Linked DNA regions of Homo sapiens: region 2 is linked to region 1. Evidence: chromatin loops called from intact Hi-C (ENCODE). Cell type or tissue: heart left ventricle. All regions are shown on one strand. Each heading gives the region's core, and the rest is flanking DNA. Links, peaks and the distances in the headings are about the cores only. Region 1 overlaps DAB2IP (DAB2 interacting protein). Region 2 overlaps DAB2IP (DAB2 interacting protein).

Region 1 (8,317 bases), core at 130-8,129:
GGCCCGACACATGTCACTACAAACGGAGTGTTTTTAACAGTCCTGTACATGTATATGGGAATTGCACATGGCTTTTGTTGAGCACTTACTGTCGGCTACACTCTGAGCCTAGAGCTTTATCAGTTTTTCGTTTTTGTTTTTGTTTTTTGTTTTTTTGAGATGGAATCTTGTTTTGTTGCCCAGGCCGAAGTGCAGTGGCCAAACTTGGCTCACTGCAGCCTCCACCTCCTGGGTTCATGCAATTCTCCTGCCTCAGCCTCCCGAGTAGCTGGGATTACAGGCTCGTGCCACCACGCCCGGCTAATTTTTGTATTTTTAGTAGAGACGGGGTTTTGCCATCTTGGCCAGGCTGGTCTTGAACTCCTGACCTCAGGTGATCCACCCGCCTCAGCCTCCCAAAGTGCTGGGATTACAGGCGTGAGCCACCATGCCTGGCAACTTTATCCACTTTTATCTGCCAATTTAATCCTCACTGCAGCCCCCCACCCACTTCAGAGAGAGGCAAGGGGCCTTAGCTGTCTTCTCTTGCAGTGAGGGGTCTGTGGAGCTGGGTTTGACTTGGTTCTTAGCCACTGGGCTGTCAGTGGGCTCCACTGCGGTCCCGGAAAGTGGGTATCAAGAACCCTGTTTGACTGAATGATTTGCCCACTGCCCCTCAATTAAAGGTTGTCTTGGGTCTAGAATAAGAGTTTCTGACTTGAAGACCAGTCAGCCCCTCTTCCCAAGTTAGGGGCTGTAGCTGCCTCCAGAAATCAAGTCCCAGGAGCTGCCTCTGAAGGGACAGCAGAAAAGGTTTGCCTCCCTTCATCTGGCGAAGAGGGAGAGGACGCCCTTGGCCCTCCACCCCCATGAAGGAGAGCAACAAGCTGTGTGGCTGGGCAGAGCAGAGCAGAGGACTGGAGTCCACGGTCCTTGATTAACCTTGCTTTGTGATCTTGGGGAAGGGCCTTCCCTACTCTGGTCCCCAGTCACCCTGTAATACAGCCTTTGCATCTGAGTCCCCTTCTGGCAGTGGCTTTCCAAGATGATGAGTATTTGTTAAGTCTGTCATATGCAGGGTCCTGAGCTGAGTTCTCTGGGGGACACAGGTCTCTAGGTGGATGTGTGATGTGATCGGTGGGTGGGTCAACGGGAACACTCTCTGTTCCCTGGAAGAATCTCTTTTCCCATGATCTGAGCTCCCTGACCTCTTGAATATCCATATACTGCTCACTCCATAATGTTCATGGCTATCTTGGCCACTGTGTCTAGCACATAATGGCTCTCATTAAGGTGAAAGAGTGAATATGACAGGGTATTAGGAGTCCCCAAGGTCATTGTCAGTTTGGGTGGGGGAGTTACCATTCTGAGTAGGCTTTAAGGAGGAGGCTGCTTGTCAGAGGAACATTAAGTAGAGTCACAGGGGGTGGAGTGGGGAAGAGGAAGTGGCACATGTGCATCAAACCTCCTAGACGGGAGAAAACTTTTTTGTTTAAACTCAGAAATAGGATAAAGCCATCAATATTGCTCCAGAATGAGCTACATAAATTGTGAAACATGCTTCTTTGTTCTTCATACCTCAAGATTGCAAAAATTGTGAAATTTTCATCAGTGTAGAAAATAAAAACCAAGAAAAGGTACAAGCCCATTGGGATAACTTGCTTGACCACAACCCCTGGGAGAAGAGAACCCATCCAAATTAGCCAGGTGCAGCCCCCTCTCCTATAGCTGGCAAGAGGCAGAGTTTGGGAGAGCTCAGAGCTCACGCAGAGGTGCAGGCCTCTGCCTCCATGCCATGTGTCCTGGAGAGCCTAGTGCTCTCCTGACCTGCCACCGTTTGGGGTCCCTCTGCATTAAGCATTGCCTTGTCTATGGGTCATGCCTCTGGAGAAGGGTCCCTCCTGCAGCCCCTAATACCTAAGAGATATTTGTGGCGGCTGATTAGAATACCCTGATGGATAATTCCAGGCTGCAGAGGTGAGAGGCATTTGGACTCCACTGCCTGGGATGGCCTTCTGGTGAGGTATCATTTCAGCTGGGCCTTGAAGGACACGCAGAATCCCAACAGGTGGCCACAGGGGTATGTCTCCTGTGGATATGAATGGCTGAGGAAGGAGGAAAAGGCAGAAGGAGAAAGATAGGAAAAGGGAAATCTTGAAAGCTCTTGAATTAGCCAGGCCCGGAAGCTGGGTGTCCTTGGGTAAGTCACTTTACCTGTCTGAGCAAGCTTCTTCATTTGCAGCAAATGTTTTTCTGTCATTTTCTGTCTGTGCGGGTGACATGAGATGACTTGTACAGCCCATGTTTGACCTTGTCATGTTGAAGATGGACAGATACAGCCCAGGGCCTGTGCCAAACATCCACTGCTCCTCTTGAACACAGAGAGGGCTGCCAAACTGACCCTTTATTTTGTGATGGATGGAATGTGGTATTTGGATTATGTACATTAACCTCAAATTAAATTAATATCCCACTTGCCACCTGGAATTGAGACTGGGGTGGGTGAGCCCCCAGAACACCCCCCTCTTTAGAGGACTCCCCCTCCTCCAGTTTTCCTCTCCCTCAAGCTGCCTGTAGTTTCCAAGCCCGGCAGGACACAGGCTGTGTCCCCTGGGGCCCCCACATCTATCCCGTCACCTGTAAAGGGAAGATTGGTTTGACCTGTGTGTATTGAACGCCTGTCTCCTCTGTCTCTGCCATTAGACCAGGAGCTCTTGGGATGGGGGAGGTGGGGGATTAAGCTCTGTTTTCAGTCAGTGCAACCTGTTAGGTGGATAAATGGCGTGAATAAGGTTCCCCAAATCTTGAAGCTTTTAATGGGGATACTCAGCAAACCCTTCAGCCCCTCGGGCCCCTCCCTGAGCTGAGCACTAGGGATCCCGTCCCGCAAGGTGGTTGTCCTTGCTGGGGTACATACAACGGTTCCGGGGAGGGGCCCCACCCTGACATCAAGCTACTGCCGCTCTGGGAAGGAAAGTCGCCCGGAATCGGGGTCTAAGTGGCCAGGGCACTGCCAGGCGCAGGCCAGCCGGCGCCTCAGCCGACCACGCGCCCGCTCTCATCGGTACCACCGAGGGCTGGAGAGCAGCGACCTCGCAGCGGAGGAAGGCGCTTTGTCAATCCCCGACGGGGTGGGGGGGCGTGGATTCCTCCAGGTGGGTGTGGGGGGTGTGACCTCGCACGGGGAGGACAAGCTCGGAGGCGGCAGGGAGGTGAGCGGGGCGGCCGGCCCTGGCGGTCCCCGGGGGTCTCCGCCCCTCCGCAGCCCCGCCCCCTCGTCCCGGTACTCCCCCTCGCCCCGGCGCCCGGGGGGCTCGGGCAGCCTCGGCCGCGGTCGGCGCGGCTCGGCTCGGCGTCGCCAAGGCAACAGCGGCTTAGGGGGCGGGGGCGACGTGGCGGGCGGGGTGGGCTGGGCCGCGCTGCGCGGGCCGGGCCGTCGGCGCTCGGTCGGCGGGCGGGCGGCGCGGGCCGCGAGCTGCTGGGGCCGAGCCCGAGCCCGGCCCGCCCTCGGCCGCGCGGCCGCCCAGCAAGGGTGCGGGTCCCGCGCGGGTCCCGGCCCGCCGCCGCCGCGCTAACCCCGCCTCCCCTTCCCCCTCTTGTCCCCCCGTGCGCAGGGCTTCCTCAGCCGCCGCCTCAAGGGCTCCATCAAGCGCACCAAGAGCCAGCCCAAGCTGGACCGCAACCACAGCTTCCGCCACATCCTGCCGGGGTTCCGGAGCGCCGCCGCCGCCGCCGCGGACAATGAGAGGTGAGCCCGCCGCCGCCGCCCGGTCCCCCGCGCCGCCGCCCCGGGCTGCGCCCCTGAGGACGCGGGGACAAAGCGCGAGCCCGGCCCGGGGCGAGCCACACGGCGGTGGGGGGACCCCACGCCGCCCGCCGGGAACTTATGGGGCCACCTCGGCCGGACTAGGGGGCCCGAGGGGAGGACCCTGTGCCTCCCTCCGGGGTTAGGTGAGTAGAAGAGAGGAGAGCAGAGGGTGCCCGCGGCGGCCCGGGCGAGGCCGGGCGCGAAGTCCCCTCGCAGGGAAGTCCTGCCTCGCCTGTCCGAGGTGGGCATTGTTTCCCGGGCCGTGCGGTGCCCGAACCGGGGACGGAAGTGGGGCCTCTGCCGCCAGGACCCATCCCCCTGCCTTGGGAGCCCCTGGGTATCAGATACAAAAGGCATTTTCGGCCGGGTTTGGCCGAGACCGGGCGCTGCCCGTGGTGAGGGGAAGGGTGAACATCTGGAGGGGAGGAGCAGGGGGCTGGGCCACTTAGGGGGCACATCTGCTCTAAGTAGGGCGCGTGCTCCACTGGGGGCTGGCGCTAGCAGAGCGGGCAGTGCCCAGGCCCTGAGCTGGGGGCACAGCCTGAGGCTGGGGAGCCAGGGCCATCTCCTCTCCAGCCTAGGCAGCTGCTTCTCTCCTTCCCTCACCTCTCCACTCTCAGGGGTGTCTCCTGCTTTCTGTTTCCTTCTCCTGGGCCAGCCGGGAGCAGGTGTGGAAATTCCGCGGGGAGGTGGCTGGTGGGGCAGAAGGGGAGAGGGAGGAGGAGGTGGTTCAACCTGCCGGGAGACGCTGGCCAGGGAGCAGGCTTCAGCTCGCAAGGGCAAGCCATCCTGTCCTCCAGGGGGCACTGGGCGGACACAGCCTCTCAGGGCCCAGGTCCTCCTCGAGTGGTGCCAGCCACAGGCACCTTTCCACTTAGGCACAGGCATGGTGATGGATTCCAGTGCCAGTTAGAACATGTCCCTGCCCAGCCTGTGGAGGTGAAAGTACGGGCAGGCACCGAGGAGCCTTTTCAGCATTCAGCCCGAACGTCTCAGACCACTGGCATCTGCCTTCGTAGGGCTGTGTCCGTGTTGGCACTCCCTGTAGGGGAGGCGTAGGTAGCATGAAAATGTCTCTCCCCTCCCCCTTGGTTCTAGCGGGCAGAGGAGTACAAGTTACAGCCCAACTCCTGCCCAAGGTTGAGTGACTGTTTAACTGACCCCTAGCATCTTCCTGGAGAGTAACACTTCCACCTCCCAGTAGAATGGCTAGACGTTTAATTTCCATCGTCCCAGAGCCGCGCTCTCCAGTGCATCCTCACCACTGCCTGCAGCTGGTTTCCTGCCCCAGCTGCCAAGCCCAGCCTGAGGCGGGACCCTCAGCCTTTCTCTGATGGCCCTGGTGCCCCAGGGGACCAGGCGTGCCCTGGCAGGAAGATGCAGCCAGGCCAGAGCTCAGCGCTGGGTGCAGTCACTGCGTCTTTGAAAATCTCGCTTCCCATCTTTGTTATTGTCTGGGCGGCAGGCCACCCGGTTTGCTGCCTTCCTCCCTCCACCGGGCCCCTGCCTTCGGCTGTCTTCCCCAGGAACATGCCCTTCTCCGCGCTTTCCTTGGCGGGGGTCAGGACCCTCTGCACCCGCATGCGGGGGCTTGTGTACGTACCCCGTTTTGTGTGCATGTGGTGGTTGTCCGGGGAGCAGGAGAGACAACAGGCAGTCCGGCTTCTGAGTGTGTCTGCTCTCCCGGGAGCAGGCGGCATGCATGTCATGTTTACCTCCTTACAGCGGGAAGCCTGTACCTAGAAGCCGGCAAGTGCTGGCTGGCCACCCTAGCCAGAGGTCGGGGCATGGCCAAGACGACCTCGTGCGGGTCCTGCCCCACTTGGCCTCAGGTCAGCCTTGCCACATGCTGAAGGGGCGCAGAGTGGGGGTTGGGAGTGAAACTACAAGCCTGTTTCTGGAAACAGTAGGAAACGGTAGCGGTTGGAGCAGAATGTCACTGGCAGCGGTGTGGAATTGTCTTATTAATTTTCTATAAACAAAATATGGCTTGGTGGCCTCTCTGGCACAGGAAGGGAGCCTAGATTTCCCATGGACAGGCAGAAAGACTGGGTTTGAAATCTCTCTACCCAGCCTTGGAGCTGAAATAGGCTTTCCCAGGACTGGGGTCTCCTGATTTGCTGCTTTGCTTAGGAACAGATTCGTCGGCTGCTGCTGGGATGGATGGGCAGAAATTTCTCTGGGGCTGTCCCTGGAGTCATCCTATTTGGAGTTCAGTGAGTAAAAACAACTATGGTGACCCCGCCCGCCCCCCAGCTCATGGCCAAACCTGGATGAGTGGAGCAGTGCCTCTCCCTGCTCTGATGTGGTGTGGTTGTGATGTTGAAGGCTGGGAGGGCAGGATGGGCTGTCTTTGGCTTGGTTTAGCAGCAAGGAAGGGTTGTGTCCTGGCTCCATGGGACCCCCACTGGCTGCCATGCCTCTGGCTGGGGAGAGGGTAAGTGCCAAGACGCTAGCCTCAGTGAGTGGGTGGGACACGAGTGGGAAGGACGGTGGGGGCTTCTAGGGTGTCGAGCGGGAGTCCTGGTCCCCATGGCCTTCCCGTGTAGATGAGCGGCACAGGGCACTCTGGGGCGGCCACTTGAGTTCTGACTTTGGATGAATCTATCTGGTTTATATGGCTGCTGAAGAGGCTTTGTTGAATGCTGTCTGCGTGCTCCGCAAGCTGCTGTGTTGGGGAGGTGGTTTTTTTGCGCTGGAATTCTCTCATCTGGAGGTTGGAAACCAGTTGGTTCTGTGCTGGGATTTTTTTGGCTCCCTGGAAAAGGAGTCGGTTTCAGGGGTGGGGATGCCGAACCTGGCTGGTTGGGATTGAGGGTTGCTATCTGGTTGTGAGGCTGGGGTCAGGCCAGGCAGTGCTTGGTTGGCACAGCTGGGCTCTGGGGGCTGGGGGCTGTAGGACAGGCTTGAGCCTTCGGACTTATTCTTCTGAAACGGCCTCAGGGGAGGTTGCCAGCTGGTCTCCACAGTCTCTGGGTCCCTCAGACACTCATTTCTTCTTCAGAAGCTTTGGCAGTAAGCACCAAGGACAGGTGATCATTTCTCCTGGGTAACAAACACATGCTGCTTGGAGCGCTTTCCAGGTGAAAGGTGTGCCGGCAAAAGCATTTTCATTTTGCACACTGGAAATGCTGCTGCTTCATTTACAGGGCTGTTTTAATGTTGGTAAAAGTGATATAGAGGATGTGGTTCTGTCAGCCCAGAGGATAATTTCCAAGTCATTCATTTATTTATTAATGTTACTGAGGAGCTAGGAGGGTCAGTTGGCAATATTATGCTTTCCTCATTCCTTCTCTCTCCTGATGCTGTTTCTGGGTGACTCTAGCCCTCCACACCTGCTGGGAATATGCTTCCTTTGGCATGCTACCTGTCTAAACTTACCACAGTAGTTACTCTAAAGTGTCTGTACCCCCATCAAGCTCTTCCCAGTCATCCTGGTGCGGAGCTTAGCTCATAAATGCAGGCAGCTCTGGGGCAGGTAGGCAAGGCTGCTATGTGTGGAGTTAGGGATCGATTCCCCCTTCCAGAGTATGTGTGTGCTGGCTGGCGTTCCCACACCTGAAAGTTACTAATGGTGGAATTCCAAGTGATAAGGGACTAGGGAAGGAGATACAGTACTTGGATGTTGGGGATGGCAGCTTCCAGGGACCCTCACCTGGACCTGGGTAGGCAGGAATCAATTCTGCCCCTTGTGGTGAGACAGTCCCTGGAGGAGGGAGAGTGAGGAAGGTTGATGAGGAACAGGGGAAATGGAAGTTAGGGTCTATTTTCCTGCTTTAGTTGCTGACAGTAAGTGCAGGCAGGACTGGGCACCCAAGTCTGGTGTTTCTTGCCCTTGTTCCCTCCCCTACTATAGACAGGGAGGGCCTGGTCCTTTTTTTGGGGACTAGTCTGTCTAGTGTGGTGATGTCAAGATGATAGTGCAGTTTAGACAATTGCCAGGAGTCATGGGATGTATGTGATCTTTGGATTTGAAGCCAAGCATTCCTGGGGCAAGTCACGTAACCTTTTGCAGCCTCAGTTTGCTCATCTGCAGAATGGGCATCATGATAATCATGTTGTTGAAGACATTAACATTAATACATTTAGCACACTTTTCATAGAAATTTTCTGGTTCAGTGCTGTTTTCTTAGCATTTAACACTGGGTCTTGCACATTTCTTAAATGTTTCTAAAATTTAATTAAATAATGTGTGAAAGAGGTTAGATTAATATGTCATAGGTTTTCAGTTAATATTGGTAGGGTTAAGTCACCTCGTCTTGGTAAGCCTCAGTTTTCTCATCCACAGTGTGGGAATAATAAGCAATCATGTGGCCTCATCCTGAGGTTCAAGAGATAATAGATGTTGCTGTGCCTGGTAAGGTGATTCGAGCTTAAGATGGGTCATTATTGCCTTAAACTTAAGAAACAGCCATTATTACCTAGAGCACAGGATGTTTTCCTAGGGATTCCTGCTTACACCTGGGAAAGCAAAGCTCTCATGTGTGTTTTAATAATCAGTTTTAAAAGTTCATTGTTCCATCTTCCGTT
Region 2 (8,317 bases), core at 175-8,174, 79 kb after region 1:
GAAGACGAGGGCCTGGGCCCAGACCCCCCCCACAGGGATAGGCTAAGGAGTAAGGACGAGCTCAGCCAAGCAGAAAAGGTAAAACTGGACCCTGGCGGCTCGGGACAGGGCGGGGCTGCCTCCCGGCAGCAGCTGGTAGGAGTCTCTCCCCCAGGTCCCCCAGCAACGGGTGCTGCTGTCCTTGTGAAGGGCCCGTCACCTCTGAGCCCCTGTTCCCTGTGAGAATAGCAGTCAGTGGGGTCTGGAAGAAAAGCAACAAGAGGGATGGATTAGCAGCTTAGACCTGAGGCTTCCCATCTGCAGATTGGAATCACCAGGGAATTGTCTTGGATACAGACTCCTGGGACCTCTGGGAAGGCTCCTTAGCCCAGGCAACTGAGGCAGTTGAGCTTCCTGAGGACCTGGGGGTTGAGGGCTGAGGGTGCCCAAGTGACATATAGAAGCCCCCCTGAGGGAACTTGGTACCTGAGGAGGCAGAGGCATGGGTCCCCAGGATGGCTGGGAGAGCCACCCCAGCCTGGCCCCCAAGGCTTGTGCCTGCCCACGGCCTGGCTCTTCACCCCTCTGGTCTCCACCAGGGCCTGGGAAAGAAACAGCAGTTACCAGCTTGGGGGGTGGGGTCAGGCTGCCATTGAGATGTTTTCTTCCCCACCCCCGGGAAAAGAATCTACTCTAAAAATGAAACTCTCACTCTGCCACACACTCTGCCATCTGCTGGGGCAAGGGGATGCTTCGTTGGTCTCCCAAGCCTTCCAGCTGTGGCAGCTGCTCTGGATCTGGGGGTAGTTTTTGTCTCCTACTGCCAGCTGCAGTCCATGTAGACGGAGGAACCAGCGCAGGCCCCAGAACGGCAGGCGCTTCTCCACTCCCCTCTGGATGCTCTCGCCCCGCTGGGCCCCAGGAAAGCCTGTGGCAACCTCTCGAGCAAGGGTATTGGGGTCAGAATGGCAGAACTCCTTCTCCCCGGCCTCAGGCGAGGCCCGTCTCCATGCTGCATCCTGCCACCGCCACCATCCCCGGTCCGCTACATCCACCTGCTTTCACCATAGTTACATGAAGGGGACCGGGGGACAGGGAACACAGTGCTCCCAGAGCCAGAGTTTGGCTGGGGAGTGAGGAGGACTGGCCTCACTCCAGGCTTTTTGCATCCCTGTGTCCTCATGGCGTCTGGCCCCTCTCGATCCCGGCGTTGGCCTTTCCTCGCTCAGCGCAGAGCACCTGACTCCTCTCTGCAGCCACGCCGCTTCCCAGCCTCGTCCACATCCCTGCTCCTCCCTGATGGTTGGGGTCTGTGCTGGACTGAGGCAGATCCAGAGCCTGGACCACCTGCCTTTCAGTTCTCTCTCTCTCCATTTCCTCATGCCACTGCCACCCCCTGGCTTTAGATTCAAACAGAGGCTGGGAAGCTGGGATCTTACCCTGCTAGTCAGTCGCTCTTCATGTGACATGGTCACCTTGTCTGGGCCTCAGTTTCCCCTCCTGCAGAGCTCCCACCTCTCAGGGTGCTGTCACATGTCCTTCATGTATCCAAGGGTTTTTTAACCTTTGTCATATAAAAGTTCAAAGCCCTAGTTACACCCTCAGTCCTGGGACTTGGGTCTAAGTCTTCATCCCCGCTGTAGCCATACAGGTCAGGCTGGGAGTTTGGAGTGGAGGCCCCACGGTGGGGCACAGGCACGCGTCTGGCTGCAGCCCCCACCAGCTGGGCTCCTTGGGCATCTCCTTGCTATGTGAAGTGGGCGGGTCACAGCCACTGGGGCCTTTCAAGTGGGGCTCCCTCCTACCCTTCCTCCCACTCGGGCTGACGAAGCTGTGCTCTCTGTGTCCTGGGTGCTGTGCCCGTGGACGCTGCCCTCCTGGTAGGACCTGGCGGTGCTGCAGGACAAGCTGCGAATCTCCACCAAGAAGCTGGAGGAGTATGAGACCCTGTTCAAGTGCCAGGAGGAGACGACGCAGAAGCTGGTGCTGGAGTACCAGGCACGGCTGGAGGAGGGCGAGGAGCGGCTGCGGCGGCAGCAGGAGGACAAGGACATCCAGATGAAGGGCATCATCAGCAGGTGGGGCCCACACCTGCCTGGCCTGGCCACAGGCACAGGCAGGGCAGCCATCGCTGCCTTCGAGGAGGCCCCTGGTCGGGGAGCCTCCTCAAAGGATAAGCTGAATGTGGAGAGAGGAGGGAAGAGAGTGTCTGGGCAGTGGGAGCAGCGTGAGCACAGGCCTGGAGGCAGGAGGTGGCCTGGAGGGTGGGCAGCCCATGCAGAATACAAAGCTGGGGATGAGGCTGGACCAATGACAGCTGGCTCCCGACGGGCCTGAGCCTCTACAAGGAGCCATACCATCTTAGTAAGCACTCTCAGGGGCGCTGAGAAGCTGGATTGGGGGGTGCCAGGAAAGACAGGGAGGACCCCAATACAGGGTAAGAAAAGTGGGAATGAGTCTCAGTTACGTATAGTAGATGAAGGTGGAAGACACAGCGTAGCCCCCAGATTCCTACCAAGAGTGTCTGGGTGTGGGCGTATCAGGGTACCAGTTACTGAGCTGGGAACTGTTAAGAGGAGTGGTTTGAGTGGGGAGGGAGAGGGGGATGGTGCCAGTCTGATATCCTGAGTTTTAAGGGGCCTGGGTTATCTGGGAAAGGGCTTCAGAGGAACAGCGGGTTTTAATGCTGACTCTCATCTTTTTGAAGGCTTATGTCAGGCCCCATGTTGGTGCCTCCATCTCTGTCTCTGGCTCTGCCTATGGGTAGGGCATCCCTACCTTGGTGTCAGGCAGGGAGTACAATCAACCCCAGGGTCCCAGTCGTGGAGTTTACTTCCTTCTCAGTAATACCAGGCACGGGAGGAGAGACAGTGTGTCTTGTTTGAATTGGCCTGGTCTAAGACCCCATCAGCTGGACAGACCAAGCAGGTGTGCAAGAGCCAGGAAGGCCTCTGCTCCATGTTTTGTCTATGACATAAGCCCTTCCCAGATTCCTCCTATTTAGACCACCTGTTTCTCTGTTCCTGACTGTTGTTTGCTCCATTTACTTGTAGTTTGGTTCATTATGAAATAGTTAACATGAGTGAAACCAGGGTGGCTAGAAACCTGCTGTTCACTTGTTCTCCAGCTCTGCTCTTGGCTCACCTTGTGTGTGTTTCCAAGAATGGAAATGCTTTTCAATTTAACTGCCTTCTCTACATTGTGTGTATTCTCTGATATTTGCATGTTCTGAATTCAGAGACTTGCTTAACACGTTCGTTTCTACTAACCAATCCTGGAATATTTCCTCCTTAATGTAAATGTCAGTTAGGTAGATAGTGTTCAAGTATTCCATATCCTTACTGGCTTTTCTATTTCTCCCTTCATTCCAACTGGTTTTTGCTTTATGTACACTGAAACTATTCTTAGGTGCATATACATTTAGGCTGTTTATGTACTATTGTTGAATTAATTCCAACTGGTTTTTGCTTTATGTACACTGAAACTATTCTTAGGTGCATATACATTTAGGCTGTTTATGTACTATTGTTGAATTAACCTCTTTGTCATTATAAAATCACTTTCTTTATCCCTTGAAATATTCTTTGCTCTGAAATCTGCCTTGTCTGCTATTAATGTAGCCACCCCAACTTCCTTTTGATTCGTGTTGGTATGGTATAGCTTTTTTTATCCTCCTGCTTTTAACTCATTGTCTTGGTCCATTCAGGCTGCTATAACAAGGTACCTTAGACTGGGTAATTTATAAACAACAGAATATGTATTGCCCTCAGTTCTGAAGTCTAACATCAAAATGCCAGCAGATTCAGGGTATAGTGACTCTCTGCTTCATATTATAGTGCACCGTTGCTGTGTTCTCACATTGTAGGGGGTGTGAGCAAGCTCCCTTGGGCTTCTTGTATAATATAAAAGCACTAATTCCATTTTTGAAGGCAAAGCCCATAGGATGTAATCACCTCTCAAAACCCCTACCTATTAAGATAATCAATCACCTTGGGGGTTAGGTGTCAACATATGAATTTAGAAGGTGACACAAACATTCAGAGCATAGCACCCATCTATATATATGAAGTGGGTTTATTTTACGGGCACCATACTATTGGGTCTTGCTTTCGTCTAAATGGTTCTGCCTTTTTATTGGAGTGTTTTGACCATTTACATTTAATGTAATTATTGATATATTTAAATCTGTTGCCTTGTTTCCTATTTGTACCATCTGTTCTTTTTTTCCTGCCTTCTTTTGGACTGAGTATTTTTTTATGATTCCATTTTCTCTCCTATTGACTTATTAGCTTTATCTCTTTGTTGCTCTAGGGCAGGGATTGGCAAACTTTCTACAAAGGAGCAGATCAAAAGTATTTTAGGCTTTGTAGGCCATATGGTCTCTATTGCAACTGTTCAGCTCTGCTGTTACAGCAGAACTATTTGTGTGAGATGGCTATTTACAAAAACAGGCAATGGTCCAGATTTGGCCCTCACCCTGAGGCTGTAATGACAGGGAGTCTGTCATTGTCTTTGTTCCTCTGTACTTTATGTATCTGTTTTCCCTGGCTATTTATAAGATACTTTTTTTTTAAATCACTGGTTGTCAGTAGTTGGATTGTGATGTTCATTGGTGTGGTTTTCTTCTAATTTCTTGGGTCTTGGATTTGTATGTCTGCAGTCCCACCTCCCCCCATTTCTTTCTCTGGGATTCCTAGCACACGTGCATTAGGCTGACTCATTTTGTCCCGTATCTCACTGATGCTCTGTTATCTTCTTTCTTCATTTTTTTTCTGTTTCTTCTCTTTGATAGTTTCTATGACTATGTCTTCAAGTTTGCTAATTATTTCTTCTTCTGTGTGTAACCTGCTATTAATCTGATCCAGTATTTTTTCACAGCAGATAATTATATTTTTCACCTCTTAGAATTTCATTTTGCTTTAAATTCCATCAGTTTTAATTCTCATTGTGCTTTTACTTCTGTTTTCTGAAACATGTAGAATATATTTATAATACCTTGTTGTTTTCATGTCCTTGTCTAATTCTATCATCTGTGACATCTGAGTCTGTTTTTACTGATTTATTTTCCGCCTGCTTATGAGTTTTCCTACTTCTCTCTGTATACTTGGTAATTTTTGGTTGGATGCCAGGCATTGTGAATCTCACAGTGAGGTGCTGAATGTTTTTGTGTTCCTTTAAATCCTTTCTGGGGGCTTTATTCTGGGAGACAGTGAGGTTACTTGGAATCTGTTCAATCCTCTCAGGGTTTCCTTTTAAGTTTTGTTAGGCTGCGTCCTGCAGAGCCTTTAGTCTTGGCCTAACGTGGCCCTGCTCTGAGGGGGTTTCCTTCCCCGGGTCCTCTGTGATTCCCAGTGTTGGTGCGTCACTGCACTCTCACTGGTACAACATGAACTGCTTCTGCGATTGTTTCGTGTTCTCCTTTCTGACGGTTCTTGCCTAGCCTGGTAATTTTCTCATCTGCATGCGGATATTATTCAGTCAGAGACACAAGGGGAACCCCCACTCGGGAGCTATGTGGAGTTTCTCTCTGCCTCTTGCTCCTCTCTGGCTTCTGCCCTGCAAATCCCACACCTCTTGACCTTCCTGACCTGCCTGTCTCCTCAACTCAGTGAGGCTGCTGACTCCGCCTTCCCTCTGCTTCCAGGCCGTTCACTGGGCTCTCCTTGTTGGTTTCTGTTCTCCTAGAAATTATTGTACTGCATTGCCTGTATTGTGTCCATTTTTCTGGTTTGTTTGTTTGGTTGGTTTTTAATAAAGAGATGGGGTCTCGCCATGTTACCCAGGCTGGTCTTGAACTCCTAGTCTCAAGTGATCCTCCCTCCCTGGCCTCCCAAAGTGCTGAGATTATAGGCGTGAGCCAATGTGCCCGGCCCTATTTGTTTTTAAGACAAGAGAGTAAATACAATCTCCTTCCAATCTAATTTTCCTTAATAAAACAAATACCCTCCTGCCACCCCACCCCCAGCACAAGCTTTCCTCAGAGTGATACCTTCCTGTACTGGGGAACCTGCCCCGGAGGGTCCCCCCCGCCACCACCGCTCCTCCCAGTTAGTGCTCCCTGAACTGCTGCCCTGCTGCCCCCATTACAGTCCCGTGCAGAACCGGCCCCGGCACAGTGGCTCCCTGTGTGTCTTCTGTGAGTGGGCTAAGTGCTTGCCCAGTGTGCGGTGGCTGCTCTAGGCTGGAGGAATCAAGAGGGCAGGGATGGAGAGAAGCCTTGGGAGTGGAGGGCTCATCTAAGAGTGTGTGGAGCAAGGAGAAGGGAGGCTGAGGCCAAAGCCCTGTGGACCCCCATGTCCAGAGGCAGACAGGACAAGGCATCTAGGAGACAGGCAGACCCAGAGAGTGTGGGGTCTCAAAGCCAAAGGAGAGTGGGAAGGTGGGAGTGCCCAGCAGTGAGAGTGTCTCAGGAACCAGCCAGGTGGGGCCAGGAGGGCTCCCAGGCAGGGAGCAGCAGGACGGAGCCGGCCTCCTGCCCACTGAGCTTCCGCGGGTGGTATGTCCCCCAGCTACTGCTCATTGTTCTGCCTGCACACCTGTCCTTCAGATGTCTCCTACTGATGTGCGACCTCCCAGCCCACCCTCCAGGGAACGTCACTGCTTCCTGCTCTTTGTTCCAGGGACCTGAGCTTTCCACTAGCGCAGCTGCTCCGTGCAGGGTGTAGTTAGTTACTCGTGCCTCCTGCCTTGTGAACTCCTTGAGGGAAAGGACTAGAGTTCATTCATCTTGGCACCTCGCGTACAACTTTGTGAAGATGGCGGGGGCAGGGTGGAAAAAGTTCTAGAGCCTTTCAGGGCCTTCGTCTTTCCACCACCTGCCTAGCTCTAGGGGTTTGAAGATCTAATGCCCATTTCCACCCATCTTGGCTCCTGGAAGAACATCGGGAAAGGGGCAGCCCGGGGGCCTCTGGGGCTTTAGGAGCAGCGAGTGTGGGATGTGGAGGTGAGGAAGGAGGCCCAGCAGTGTCAGTTGCTGGGAGTCGGCTGGAGGGCCTCTGCCCCAGGCAAGTATGGGAGGCAAGTCTCTGACCCAAGGAGGGGCTCTCCTAGTGTGTCCCTGCTGTGTGCGGGGGTGATGGGCTTGTTCTCACACCCTCCCCACCTCTGCTGCCTCCAGGGCCAGTCTGACTGTCTCTGTCTCTGGCTATAGGTTGATGTCCGTGGAGGAAGAACTGAAGAAGGACCACGCAGAGATGCAAGCGGCTGTGGACTCCAAACAGAAGATCATTGATGCCCAGGTGGGGGCTCCGGCCCTTTGGTCAGCCACAAGAGTTAAAGGGCCTGGGATTAGGAGGGGTGACTAGCCTCTCCATCCTCAGTCATACCTCACTGCAGACACTGAGGGGAATAAGAAACCAGAATCTGCCCTGAGAAGTCAGACCTGTGGTCTTAGTGGGCCACAAGCTCACTAGGACAGGCTGTGAAAGGAGAGAGGCAGCTCCTCCCCTGCCAGGGCTCTTGGCGGGCATTGTCTTTCACCAGGACTGCTGACCAAAGAGTGGAAGCCACCAGGAGGGCAGTGGGGGTAGGAGTGAAGGCAGGCTGGTCAGAGGGAGCAGTGGGGCTCTCGTTCACAACTATGGCATCCGGGCTGCATTGAGGGGAGACGTGAAAGGCTCTGTGGCCCCAGCCTCCTTTACTCAGGGCTGCACCGCTTTCCTTTCACTCACCCAGGAGTAGGCTGGGCCTTGCTCAGGCTGTAAACTGCACAGACCAGGAGCTGTGACCTCTGGTGTGTCATGCACACACATGTGAGCAAGGGTGCCTGCCCTAGGGGCCGCAGGCAGCCCATAGACAGCACTAGAGCTGCTGCATTTGGGCTGATAAGCAGGCAGCGAGGCTGTGTCCATGATGCTGCAGAGGCCTCTGCCTACCTTCTCTTGCCAGCTGCTCACAGCCCGGAGCCTGCCTGCCACCCTCATCTCCAGGCCACCCCCTTCCCCGATGCTTGTCGTAGGTATACACAGCCCTAAGGAGCCTGTCCCATGACCCCCGCTCACATCCCCATTGTCCACAGGAGAAGCGCATTGCCTCGTTGGATGCCGCCAATGCCCGCCTCATGAGTGCCCTGACCCAGCTGAAAGAGAGGTACAGCATGCAAGCCCGTAACGGCATCTCCCCCACCAACCCCACCAAATTGCAGATTACTGAGAACGGCGAGTTCAGAAACAGCAGCAATTGTTAACCTGCCTGAGGAGGGAGGAAGCTACCCAAGGAGAGGGGGACTATGGTGGCCAAGGGCAGGGTCTCGGCCTGGGGAGGCACCCACGGTTGCAGCCCCAGCGCGGGTGTCAGGAGGCCGAGCCTCCCCTCCCTGCCGCTGTCCAGGAGGCGGCCG

What was found. Hi-C counts contacts between places; a loop is a spot of excess contacts. Peaks named below come from ENCODE experiments on the same cell type or tissue, not always from the same donor. Only the 100,000 strongest peaks of a DNase experiment are listed, where the experiment ranks them.
Region 2: a loop joins it to region 1, with 12 times the contacts of the local background. A loop is called at or near these places in 8 of 110 quality-filtered maps.

Annotation. Positions count from the first base shown.
Region 1 is chr9:121,695,732-121,704,048 of GRCh38, forward strand. DAB2IP (DAB2 interacting protein) reads left to right here. Exons shown (of 16, transcript NM_001395010.1): 3 at 3,594-3,727. Among named protein-coding and RNA genes, the nearest start is that of DAB2IP, 48 kb to the left of the region's middle. RefSeq lists a silencer at 3,736-3,815. In heart left ventricle, for the core only: a CTCF peak has its summit at 4,578 (motif pointing right); DNase peaks (open chromatin) are centred at 3,100, 3,660, 4,600, 5,130 and 1 weaker place; H3K4me3 peaks cover 2,917 bases; H3K27ac peaks cover 2,543 bases.
Region 2 is chr9:121,774,335-121,782,651 of GRCh38, forward strand. DAB2IP (DAB2 interacting protein) reads left to right here. Exons shown (of 16, transcript NM_001395010.1): 13 at 1-78; 14 at 1,864-2,057; 15 at 7,130-7,217; 16 at 7,997-8,317. The coding sequence ends at 8,164. Among named protein-coding and RNA genes, the nearest start is that of DAB2IP, 130 kb to the left of the region's middle. RefSeq lists an enhancer at 7,261-8,250. In heart left ventricle, for the core only: no CTCF peak of the experiment used is centred there; no DNase peak of the experiment used is centred there; H3K27ac peaks cover 2,778 bases.